Linked DNA regions of Homo sapiens: regions 2, 3 and 4 are each linked to region 1. The links are chromatin contacts, found by Hi-C or POLR2A ChIA-PET in ENCODE. All regions are on one chromosome and are shown on one strand. The core of a region is the stretch at or near the end of the contact, and the rest is flanking DNA. Distances in the headings are between cores, read along the strand shown. Region 1 holds the start of PRKAR1B-AS1 (PRKAR1B antisense RNA 1). Region 2 overlaps ADAP1 (ArfGAP with dual PH domains 1). Region 3 holds the start of LINC03015 (long intergenic non-protein coding RNA 3015). Region 4 holds the start of ADAP1 (ArfGAP with dual PH domains 1).

What was found. A loop is a pair of places that touch in the nucleus more often than their neighbours do. ChIA-PET counts read pairs that join two places held with the same protein, here RNA polymerase II (POLR2A). Pooled maps may share reads with other maps.
Region 2: a map with no recorded cell type shows a loop between it and region 1 (6-fold over the local background). The contact joins the enhancer-like site here to the promoter of PRKAR1B-AS1 in region 1. A Hi-C loop is called at or near these places in 3 of 168 maps with a recorded cell type or tissue (naive thymus-derived CD4-positive, alpha-beta T cell and natural killer cell), 11 of 37 single-sample maps with no recorded cell type and 12 of 50 pooled maps. POLR2A ChIA-PET finds 5 or more read pairs at or near these places in 1 of 52 experiments (activated CD4-positive, alpha-beta memory T cell).
Region 3: a loop to region 1 is called in a map of ascending aorta, with 4 times the contacts of the local background. The contact joins the promoter of LINC03015 here to the promoter of PRKAR1B-AS1 in region 1. A Hi-C loop is called at or near these places in 2 of 168 maps with a recorded cell type or tissue (ascending aorta and naive thymus-derived CD4-positive, alpha-beta T cell), 14 of 37 single-sample maps with no recorded cell type and 15 of 50 pooled maps. POLR2A ChIA-PET finds 5 or more read pairs at or near these places in 3 of 52 experiments (B cell, activated B cell and naive thymus-derived CD8-positive, alpha-beta T cell).
Region 4: a loop to region 1 is called in a map of CD14-positive monocyte, with 13 times the contacts of the local background. The contact joins the promoter of ADAP1 here to the promoter of PRKAR1B-AS1 in region 1. A Hi-C loop is called at or near these places in 2 of 168 maps with a recorded cell type or tissue (CD14-positive monocyte and GM12878), 2 of 37 single-sample maps with no recorded cell type and 2 of 50 pooled maps. POLR2A ChIA-PET finds 5 or more read pairs at or near these places in 1 of 52 experiments (Panc1).

The regions. Positions count from the first base shown.
Region 1 is chr7:601,395-604,094 of GRCh38, reverse strand. PRKAR1B-AS1 (PRKAR1B antisense RNA 1) reads right to left here and starts at 1,250. Exons shown (of 2, transcript NR_110054.1): 1 at 798-1,250. The region is part of intron 6 of PRKAR1B (protein kinase cAMP-dependent type I regulatory subunit beta); the gene reads left to right. RefSeq lists enhancers at 1-447, 508-557 and silencers at 1,653-1,712, 2,453-2,562.
Region 2 is chr7:935,309-938,008 of GRCh38, reverse strand. It overlaps ADAP1 (ArfGAP with dual PH domains 1), which reads left to right. Exons shown (of 11, transcript NM_006869.4): 2 at 2,504-2,634. Among named protein-coding and RNA genes, the nearest start is that of ADAP1, 18 kb to the left of the region's middle. RefSeq lists a silencer at 1,005-1,054. Within about 2 kb of position 1,353, at least 4 of the 41 ENCODE cell types and tissues checked have a DNase peak (open chromatin) inside an H3K27ac peak, as active enhancers do.
Region 3 is chr7:147,945-150,693 of GRCh38, reverse strand. It overlaps LINC03015 (long intergenic non-protein coding RNA 3015), which reads left to right and starts at 1,256. Exons shown (of 3, transcript NR_134325.1): 1 at 1,256-1,365; 2 at 2,076-2,162. LINC03014 (long intergenic non-protein coding RNA 3014) reads right to left here and starts at 976. Exons shown (of 2, transcript NR_108065.1): 1 at 562-976. RefSeq lists an enhancer at 1,231-1,525.
Region 4 is chr7:953,380-956,079 of GRCh38, reverse strand. ADAP1 (ArfGAP with dual PH domains 1) reads left to right here and starts at 1,400. Exons shown (of 11, transcript NM_006869.4): 1 at 1,400-1,684. The coding sequence starts at 1,603. It overlaps LOC124901569 (a long non-coding RNA gene), which reads right to left and starts at 1,226. Exons shown (of 2, transcript XR_007060178.1): 1 at 816-1,226; 2 at 590-712. RefSeq lists enhancers at 507-1,116, 2,339-2,700 and silencers at 1,094-1,193, 1,049-1,204, 1,224-1,713, 2,004-2,213.

The DNA.
Region 1 (2,700 bases), core at 1-2,500:
CAGCAGATGGGGCAGGGCTGATCCCAGAGAGACCCTGGCAGCCCAGGCCTGCCCAGTGGTCAGCAGTGCTGAAGGCAGAGCCACCTCTGCGGGAGGTATGGGATGGGCAGCTTCCTGACTGGACCCACCGCTTTATCCCAGCCCCAAATCTCATGCTACTACTTATAGCCCCTCTTCTAGTTCACACTCTGGGTCCTGGTGTCACCGTGTCACCTCCTCCCCCGCCCTGTCCATTCTGGGTCCTGGTGTCACCATGTCACCTCCTCCCCCGCCCTCTCCACTCTGGGTCCTGGTGTCACCTCCTCCCCCATCCCCTCCACTCTGGGTCCTGGTGTCACCTCCTCCCCCACCCTCTCCACTCTGGATCCTGGTGTCACCTCCTCCCCCATCCCCTCCACTCTGGGTCCTGGTGTCACCGTGTCACCTCCTCCCCTGCCCTCTCCACTCTGGGTCCTGGTGTCACCTCCTCCCCCATCACCTCCACTCTGGGTCCTGGAGTCATCATGTCGCCTCCTCCCCTGCCGTCTCCTTCCTGGATGTTTATTGAGTGCCTGCTTTATGCCTGGCACTTGTGACGAGGAGGACCTGGTGCCTGCTCTGGTGTGGGGGAGGTTGTGGCTTAATGGGGGAGAGGGACCAAGAACAGGAAATTAGCCAATGAATGTCCTGACTCTGGTTCTGCCCCTCCTGTCCCCTCTGCTTTCATTCCTGCTCTGCCTCACAAACTCCTACACATCCTACAAGACCCCGCCAGGCCCAGCTCATCTATCTGCGGCTGGGCTTTGATAGATACTGACCTCCGCAGATGACCGAGGACCTGCCTCCCTGCGGTGGGCCTGGGAGCTCCATAGGTCCCCACTGAGGCCTTTCCTCCCCTGTGGAATGCTTCTCCCTCTTCTGTGTCTGCCCATGTCATTCAAATCTTCCAGTTAAATTCCAAAGGCATCTTCAAGGTGCCGGTTTGCATCGGCAGGGCTTGGGGTTGAGGCCACCCCCAGGAATTCTGCTTTCCATGTTCTTTGCTTCTCCTAAATGAACAGATGTGGAAGAGACAAACCCTTTACCCAGAGATCCCTTGTGGAGCCTGAAACCGACATGGGGCTCCCAGGTTATGTTCCCGCCTAACTTGTCGTGTCTCGAGGAGGGTGGTGGACGGGTCAGGATCGCGTGGACTCGGGACTCAGAGGACCCAGGCTGTGTTCTTTGCTGGCCGTGACCTTTGCCCAGGCCCTTGTGTGGCTGAGCCGTGCCATTTCCATATTACTCAGAAAAACGAACAGAGCTCACTGCTGCCGGGAAGACTGAGATAACCCTCCTGGGGTTCTGCTCTTGGCCCCTGGTGTGGAAGCCATTGGCCGCCTGGCAGCTGCCCCGCCCCGTCTCATGTCCCCAACACACGCACCGCAAGAGCCTCGTCCACCCCACAGAGGAAACGCCCACCACCCACGCCCCGGGCTTGTCCTCATCTTCAGCGCGGGTGGCCACCCTCCTGCCCCAGCGCCAGGCCCCAGCCGGCAGCATGCTGAGGACTTCCTGGGAGAGGTGAGGGTGTGAGGGGCCGGCGGCTGGGACTGCTGGAGGGATCAGGTCCCTGTCTTTCCGCCGTTGGCCTCCAGGCTCCCGGGAGCCCCACCTGGGCCAGGACCTCGGCAAAGGGGCCGGGAGGTGTTGCTGCCCCGGCTGACCTTGGCGGGACCTCCTCCTCCTCCTCCTCATCCTCGCAGAATCCCCACCCACCCCTCGACCTCTGGACTCAGTGAGGCATCTCCCTTCCCTCCGTCCTTCCAGCAGGACAGACCCCCCCTCCCCCCGCCGCCGTCTGTAACTCCTTCATACATGACAGGGTGGTGGGAGAGGCCGGTGCCGGAGCCACTTCAAAGCAGGGACCGTTTCCTCCAGCCCTGAGCTCACTGGGTCCCCTCCCAGCCCAGCCCCTGCCCTGGCCCAGTTAGCGTGGGGTCGGGGCTGAAGCCTGAGTGGAGGGGAGACGGTTTTCTCTCAGACACGACGCGTCGTGGCGTCCTGCCTGGCTTCTCGCCAGGCCCGGGGACGTTGGGAGGCAATTTTGAGAAAGGAAAGAGTGAGGTCACCCTCGTGTAACTGGAGTTCCCCAAATATATTGTCCTGGCAAATCCCTCCCCTTCCCCCTCCCCATCCCCCTGCCCGTCCCTGCGCCTCCCCCTGCCCGTCCCTACCCCTCCCCAGCCCCCCCGGGTCAGGCACAAAGGCAGCTTTAAGGCCTCTGCTGGACCCGGCCCTCCAGAGCCAGGATGTCTGAGCCCCGTGGGTGGATGCCCACTTCCTGGCTACAGGCTCACGTGGGATGGCCGGGCCCCCTGCGGGAACCGGCTGTGACTTATGGGGCTGTCCCGTGAGTCCCAGGCGGCTGTGCACGAACACCAAGCACCTCCATCAACTTCAGATTTTCCAGCCAGGGCAGGGGTGGGCGTCAGGGAGTGCCCGGCGGGGCCGGGCGGGGCCGGGCGCAGGAGCTGCCTGCAGGGGCCCTCCTGTGATGTGGGAGGCCCTTCGCATGCAGGGTAAATCCGCAGGGCCCGTGTGGGTGAAGGCCACATTTAAGGGAATCAAAGGATGCTCAGTAAGGAATCTGGAATGAAAAAGTGGCATGTTGGGTAGCCCGGGTGAGTTATGGGCATATGTATTATAATAATTACTGTTATTACAGCACCCGGGGGAACG
Region 2 (2,700 bases), core at 104-2,603, 330 kb before region 1:
CTCTCTCGAAGACAGGGGCTCTGCTGAAGTAGGGCTGTTAGTGGCCCCTTCATTCATGACTCCCGTGGAGACCTGCTCCGGACTGAGCTCTGTGCCAGATCCGGGGGTGCTGGGTCTGGGGTCCTCAAGAAGCCCACGTTAATGGGGAGACAGGCTTCATTAATCAGGGAGCCTAACAGCTGTGACAGAAAACCCCCAAATCCCAGAGGCCGGGCATGACCCCCAAATCCCAGATGTGCAGCGTGACCCCCAAATCCCAGAGGCCGGGCATGACCCCCAAATCCCAGAGGTCGGGCATGACCCCCAAATCCCAGAGGCCGGGCATGACCCCCAAATCCCAGAGGCCGGGCATGACCCCCAAATCCCAGAGGTCGGGCGTGACCCCCAAATCCCAGAGGCCGGGCGTGACCCCCAAATCCCAGAGGTCGGGCGTGACCCCCAAATCCCAGAGGCCGGGCGTGACCCCCAAATCCCAGAGGTCGGGCATGACCTCCAAATCCCAGAGGCCGGGCATGACCTCCAAATCCCAGAGGCCGGGCATGACCCCCAAATCCCAAAGGTCGGGCGTGACCCCCAAATCCCAGAGGCCGGGCGTGACCCCCAAATCCCAGAGGTCGGGCGTGACCCCCAAATCCCAGAGGCCCGGCGTGACCCCCAAATCCCAGATGTGCAGCGTGACCCCCAAATCCCAGAGGCCAGGCATGACCCCCAAATCCCAGAGGCCAGGCATGACCCCCAAATCCCAGAGGTCGGGCGTGACCCCCAAATCCCAGAGGCCGGGCGTGACCCCCAAATCCCAGAGGTCGGGCGTGACCCCCAAATCCCAGAGGTCGGGCGTGACCCCCAAATCCCAGAGGCCGGGCGTGACCCCCAAATCCCAGAGGTCGGGCGTGACCCCCAAATCCGAGGCCCGGCGTGACCCCCAAATCCCAGAGGCCGGGCATGACCCCCAAATCCGAGGTTCAGCCTGCTGGTTCTCACGCACCATCCCCGGCCGGGGGCTCACTTGGGTGCCTCTCCTCCTGGCAGTGACTCAGAGCCCAGGCCCAGCCCCAGCCCCACTGGGCCTCCGCCGCCTGGCATGGGAGTCCCCCACCAGCCAGGGGTGGGCCCCGATCAGCGTTGGGAGGGGGGCTATCCTCCGCCAGGCCTGAAGGGTGGGGTCCTCTCCACTCATGATTCCCCAAACAGGCTTGGGTCCACAGCCGCACCTGCTTGTGGGGAAGCGCCTCGATTTCCACCAGCCTCACCCAGGAGAGCCTCCACTTAAAAATAAAAGCAGTTCAGAGATGACTCATCTCCCCCAGAGAGACTGTTCTCTCTAGGGTGCCTTTCAGCCATTCCACTCCCTTGACTTATTGTGAAGGGTCGTTGGGAGCCAGAAGAAAACAGGAGAGTCACACAGCAGCCCTCTTAGCCATCGCCCCAGGGCGGGGCTGGACGCTCCCCACATTTTGCCGTTTCAGAATGAGACATTTCACACGTGCAGCAGCAGAAAGACTGCGCTGTGGCACCCACACCCTGGGCAGTGGCTCACGCCTGTCATCCCAGCACTTTGGGAGGCCGAGCAGGTGGATTACTTGAGGTCAAGAGTTCGAGGCCAGCCTGGCCAACATGATGAAACCCCATCTCCACTAAAAATACAAAAGTTAGCCGGGCATGGTGGTGCGTGCCTCGCTACTCGGGAGGCTAAGGCAGGAGAATCGCTTGAACCCGGGAGGCAGAGGTTGCAGCGAGCCGAGATCGTGCCATCATACTCCAGCCTGGGCAACAGACTATGTCTCAAAAAAAATTCTGCTCCCTCAGCCTCCCAAAGCGCTGGGATTACGGGCCTGAGCCACTGTGTCCAGCTTTGTTGGACCTTTTAAGGCAAACCAGACATCGAGACGTGGAATCCCTAGACAGGCCACATGCAGGGTGAAGCCACAGCGCCGCTGTCACACCTGCAAAGTTAGTGGCCGCCGGGCGCTGTCACCCCACGCAGGGTGCGTCGTCATCCGCGGCTACCATCCGTCCTTCGGGGGTGTGCAGCGCGTTGGGTGTGAGGCACCCCCTGCACTCAGATCCTATCTGAATTTCCCAATCTTGGCCCCATCACCCAGGAGGATTCGGGCCCACAGACTTCTCCCAGGGCAGCGGACACGAGGAAAGCAGGTGGACCCATCCTCACGAGTGCCGGGTGCCCTCCAGCCCGGGGCATGGGCTCCTGTGGGGCCGGCCTCTGCTGGAGGTTCCCGGCACCCGCGGGGCAGAGCAGGTGCATGCAGATCGGCTTCCTCAGATGCCGTGGGGTGTCTGGGGAGAGCCCCGTCTGCACCGGGCAGAGGGCGGGGGGGGAGCTGGGGTTAGGTGCCTGTGGGGCGCACGGAGCCTGGTGTACCCGGGGGTCTCCGCTGAAGCCCCCCCCACTGCATGGCCGGGGGCTCCTGACTCGAGGCTCCGTCCACCCTCCCTCCGGGGTCCCTGGGCTGAGCCTCCGTGAACGTCCGGCTTTCCCTTGCAGATCCCGACTGGGCCTCCTACACTCTGGGCGTCTTCATCTGCCTGAGCTGCTCGGGAATCCACCGGAATATCCCCCAGGTCAGCAAGGTGAAGTCCGTCCGCCTGGACGCCTGGGAGGAGGCCCAAGTGGAGGTACGGAGGGGGAGGGGCGGGGGGACCCGCGCAGTCCCCGGGTGGCCTCAGCCCGGGCCTCTGGAG
Region 3 (2,749 bases), core at 7-2,506, 450 kb after region 1:
TCTGGAGTTGAGCCGGATCTGCCTCCCCTAACCCAACATCTCGCTTTAGCAGCCCCCCCACCTTGAATAAAAGCAGCCTTGCCCTCTTTAACAATTAATAAGCACAGACTGGGACAGGACATCCCCCTCCATCCCAGCGCCCATGCACCCTCAGCCACGGTCCTCAGACCTCAAGAAACCCAGCGGGTGACAAGCTTGGGTGTCAGCGGGGCTGGGATTGCTGCTGGGGGCACAGGAGCTCGGGAGCACTTTGCAGGTGAGCAGGGCCTGGACAGGGGCTTCTCTGCAGCCCACCCCTGGGGAGGACTCCGGGCCCTCGCCCTGGACGGCAGAGCTCGTTTTGCTGTTGCCCTACTGTCTCCGCGACCTTGGGGGTTCACTTAGCACCCCCAGGCCAACACCTGGCCTCTCCATGCACCAACACCTGGCCTCTCCTTCCCTGGCCTGCCGCCCTGCCTGTGTCTGGACTGTGGTTCACCGAGTGTGCACGTGGGCCTCGGAGGCTGCCCTATAGAGCCCAAAGTCCCAGGGAGGAGCAAAGGGGACCAAGTGCACACTCACCCAGCTTCCTCTGCCCGGCAACGTCCCTGCCCCCATCTCCCCTCCACCGCCACCAGGGCCTGCATCCCCATCTGCAAAGGGGACAGGGTGCCCACGCCTTCTGAAGCACGCGCTCTCCAGGCCGCTCTCCGGGCGTCACCCCGCCCTGCTCCCCTCGCCCCTGCACAGCCCGAGTCCAGCCTGGTCGCTGCCATCAGGACGATCAGGACCGACCGCCACCATCAGTGGGGACCGGCCAGGGCGGTTAGGCCCGGTCCGGGGCCCCAGGTCCCGCGTCCCCGCCGAGGCCAGGCAGGGAGGCCTGGCTGCCCCGGGCTTTAGAACCAAAATAAGCCCCGAAATGATTGGCGGCGCCCATGCGCCAGGAGAAAACCTAAAGGACGAACGTTCCCGAGTACATATAAGGACGATTAATATTTATTGCACAACTTTTTTTTTTACTTCCTTGTTAAAGAGGAAAACCTTACGCTAAAAATAAAACGACTAGGAGCCCTTGTGCCTGCGTGGGTGGCGCTCGCGCCTTTAAACCTGAAGCCACAGGGGCTCAGCCCCCCACCCGCGCAGGGCGGCTCCTGCGCATGCGTAAACAGAAGGGGTCGGGGCGCGGCCCAAGACGACGCCAAGGGAGCGGACGGGCGGGGAGGAGGTGGCCTCTGCGCAGGCGCAGAGAGGAGCGAGCGACTCCTGCGCAAGCGCAGAGTGAAGGGCCGGGAACAGTGGAGGGTGCGAGGAAGACAATGGGGGAGGACCCTGAGGCGGCCTCTGTGAGCCGACAGGAACACGTGGTCGATCAGAGAGAGACTCGTAAGTGCACGGAGCTGATGAGGTGACTATGGCGTTGCGCAGGCGTCCTGTAGAGGCGGGTTGTCATCGGCGCAGGCGCGGTGTGGAGGAAGCCCCGGCGCCGGCGCAATGAGGAGGCGGCCGGACTCGGCGCTGGCGCAGTGTGGAGGAGGCTCCGGCGCAGGCGCAGACGCAGGGCGGGCAATGGCCGCCTGGGTCTCTCGGGCAGCCCTGCCCACCTCTCTCGCGTCTCCTGGTCTTGGCCTGCGGCTCTCTTTCTGGCAGGTGCCGCGGCGTCTCCTGCGGGCCTGACCGTGTTCTCCCGCCTAGCCAGGCTCTTCTGCGCTCCTTTTTTGTTGAGATTTTTCCATCCCCTGCACAGGAAGTGTCCTTTAATTACTCCAGTGTTTTTTTAGTTACTTTTTAAGAAACATTTTGGACTTTTCGATACAGAATAGTGTCAAAAAAAAAATTTAACCTTCTTCAGGTTATATTTTAGTGAATGATATTAATATATGTTCCAAAGTTGTATGGGATTTCTAAAATTCTAATTTTTCTGAGTATATGCTACCGATCATAATTATGGTTATGTTGTTGTTATAACCAAATTTCTTTGTCAATTGTGTCTTTTTGAGTATTTAAAGTCATTTCCGCAGTTAATTGCTTCATGCTGATGTAGTTTCTGAAAACTTCACAAGCACACAAAAATCCTAGAACATGGTGTCTTTTAGGAGGTTCGTGAACGGATGGGGAGGACCCTGAAAAGCACTGTGGAATACAGGTTTCTAGTAACTTCAAAATCACATCATTTGGACTGGGTAAGAATTGCTGAAACTTTAATGAAAAGACTGACTGGCTTATAAAACTGCTAACCCAAATAGAATAAAAATTAATTGAATACCGAGGAAATGCTTCACCAGGTTTGCATACTTAATCAGCCTATACTGAAATTGTTTAGATATACAATTTGAATGAACTCCATGGTCTAAGTCAAATTACCTGTGATAACCCATCAGTTATCCATGCTATGTGCCCAATTTGGAGAAACAACTGGCACCCAAGAGGACATAAGTCCGATGTTAAGCATGGACTCATGGAGAACCAAGATGGCTGCCTTGTCCTTCGTGAGTCCTTAAAGCTTTTGTTATTAAAAGTTATGCATTCCATGACTCATCCTGGAAAAGATAAAATGATCCAAATTAAATATGTTGGTGTGGTGACTTACAGATTGTTAAAATAGTTTATAAACAATGTTTAGTTTGTCAAACCCATACTCCTGGGAAGTCAATCAAAGCTTCATGTACATTTGGCTACCTGATGAGGCATTTAAACATTTATAAAGGGGTTTCATTCAGTTGTCATTTTCAATGTATGTGTTCTGGTTGTACTAAAGCTTTCCCATGCA
Region 4 (2,700 bases), core at 151-2,650, 350 kb before region 1:
AGGGGGACAGGTGCCTTTGGTGGCACTCTGGTCAGTGCAGCCTCAGTGGAGGCCATTCCACATCCCATACCATTGCCCCAGCGATGCCACTTTGAGAGCAAATCCACACAAAACTCTTGCAAAGATGAGGTTGTGTAGACCATGATTCTGATGCATTCAAAACGCTCTAAATGCCCCTATGCCAGTGACTGGGTGAACAAGTCATGGTTCAGTTGAACTTTTTTTGAGTTTGTTTGTTTGGTTTTTTTTTTTTTTTTTTTTTTTTGAAACGGAGTTTCACTCTTGTTGCCCAGGCTGGAGTGCAATGGCGCAATCTCGGCTCGCTGCAACCTCTGCCTGCCAGGTTCATGCGATTCTCCTGCCTCAGCCTCCCAAGTAGCTGGGATTGCAGGCATGCGCCACCACGCCTGGCTAATTTCTTTGTATTTAGTAGAGACGGGGTTTCACCATGTTGCCCAGGCTGGTCTCAAACTCCTGAGCTCAAGTGATCCACCCGCCAGGGTCTCCCAAAGTGCTGGGATTACAGCCGTTAGCCAAAACCCTGTCTCGATAAATGAATAAATAAATGAAAGGCTACAGGCCTCAGACGTTCGTTCTGGAAGGTGCTGAGGAATTTGTTAACAGTGGTTGCCTGGAAGGCAGTGGGGAGAGGCTTTCCTTTTTCAGTCTGGTATGTTCCAGTTTGTTTTCAGCCGGGTGTACTGCATTAACCCTGCAAGAAGAAAATGGAAAGAATTTGAAAAGATGCTGGGGTGTGCAGAGGAAGGGCACGCGAGTCTGGGAAGAGGTGACATCAAAACCAGGTTTTTTGTTACCTGTCAGCCCCCATGTGAAGTCCCGGCGGGGCCCCTCAGCCTGCCTGAGTGGGAGGGGTGCCCAGAGGGTCCCATCTGTGGGTGGTGGGCGGCTGGGTGGGTCTCAGGGGGAGGCTCCGTCTGGGCCCTGTGTGGCCTCAGTGCCCTGGGACGCTGGCGTTTGTCACCTGCTGGCCGTCCCTCCCAGGCAGGGATGGTGTGAGCGCCCTGGTCCTGGTCCGTAGCACAGGACACGCACACCTGCCTTCCACGAGCACCCCCATGCCCATGGTCTTGGGGGGCTCGGCAGGTGCCCTCTGCGCCCCCCACAGTAGGTGTGCAGGCTCCGTCCCACCGCGCGCGGCGGCACGAGGGTCCCACCCAGGCCGGCCAGGTTTTGGGGCGGCCTCGCGCCCAGGCAGGTGGGACGCTGCGCGCGGATGGGGGGCGGGCGGCGGGCGATTTCCCAGCGGGTCCCCGGGGCGCGCGGGCTGGGGGCGCCGGAGCGGCCGAGGGAGGAGGCCACACGCTCGCCTGCACCGCTGGGGGCCGCCCGCGGGCCTTGCCGGCCAGAGCGCAGCGTGCGCCCCGGGCCCCGCGCCGGCACTCGCTCAGCGACCGCGGCGGAGACACGAGCGGCGGCGGCGGAGCCCAGAGGGCGGCGGGAATGCGGAACCGGCGCGCGGGCTGAGGCCGCCCGGGATGGCGCAGGGGCGGCGGCGGCGGGCGGCCTGCGCGGGGCCCTAGCGAGCCGGGCTGACGCTCCCGGCCCCGGCCCCGGCATCGGCATCGCGGGCGCATCGCGGCCATGGCCAAGGAGCGGCGCAGGGCGGTCCTGGAGCTGCTGCAGCGGCCGGGGAACGCGCGCTGCGCGGACTGCGGCGCCCCGGGTAGGTGTGGGCCGGGTGGGCGCGGGGCCGGGTGGGTCCGGGGTGGGCGCGGGGTGCCGGGCGGGTCCTGGGTGGGCCCCGGGGACCGGGCGGGGGAGCGCGGACGCCGCGGGGGTGGCGGCGCTGAACACCGGGCCGGATCGGCGCTCGGATGGGGCCCGGGCCCGGCTGCACCTGCGGGGACCCGGACGTCTTCCCGGGCCGGGCGCAGCGGGGGGGCCCCCCCCAGGACCCCCGGAAACCCCCCTGCCGCCGCCTCCCCTCCCCCGCCGGGCTGCGTGTCTGACGGTCACCGCGGACCGCCCGCCGCGTTGCGAAAGCTCGGGCTCCGCACAGAAAGAGGAAATCGGGGCTGGCTGCAGGGAGGGAACGGGCCGCCAGCCGGAGGTCTCTGCTGGGCTGTGGGGTCCGCCGGCTCCGGGGCCACCTCGCGGTGACGTCATGCCTCACGCCCTTCCCGCACCGGGGGTCCCTGGGTGTGAGCGGCGCCCCTGCCCCCGGCTCCCTGCACCTGGCTGCTCCGGGGCGGGCGCCAGGACAGGTGAGGCCTGGGAGAGGTGGGGCCGGACGCAGGTCCTGGTCCACCCGCCGCCCGCCCGTTCGTTCTCCCGGCCGGGCATCCCTGACTCGGTTCCCAGGTCTGTGGGATTTCAAGGCACTGGAGTCCAAAGGCGCGGAGTCCCTCCCTTCCAGGCCACTGGTCCTGTCATTGGCTGTGAACGGGGCCCAGTGCCCAGACCAGCCCTGCCCTGCTCGGGAGCTGTCAGCCCCAGGCCGGCTGCGCTGTGGAGAGAGGGCCCCGCCGGAGCAGTCCCGCCACCCCAGGCACACCAGGAATCTGGGGGCCAATAGTCTAAGCCCCTCGGAACAAACCTAAACTCACCGGCGGTGACTGAGGCCCCCAGGGAGGGAGCGGGGGAAGACCTTGCATTTGCCTCCAAGGCCCTGGTTCAATATGCAGCCTCTGGACACCCCGGAAAAAGGGGTGTCCCTGATTCCCTCTGGGATGGAGGGGT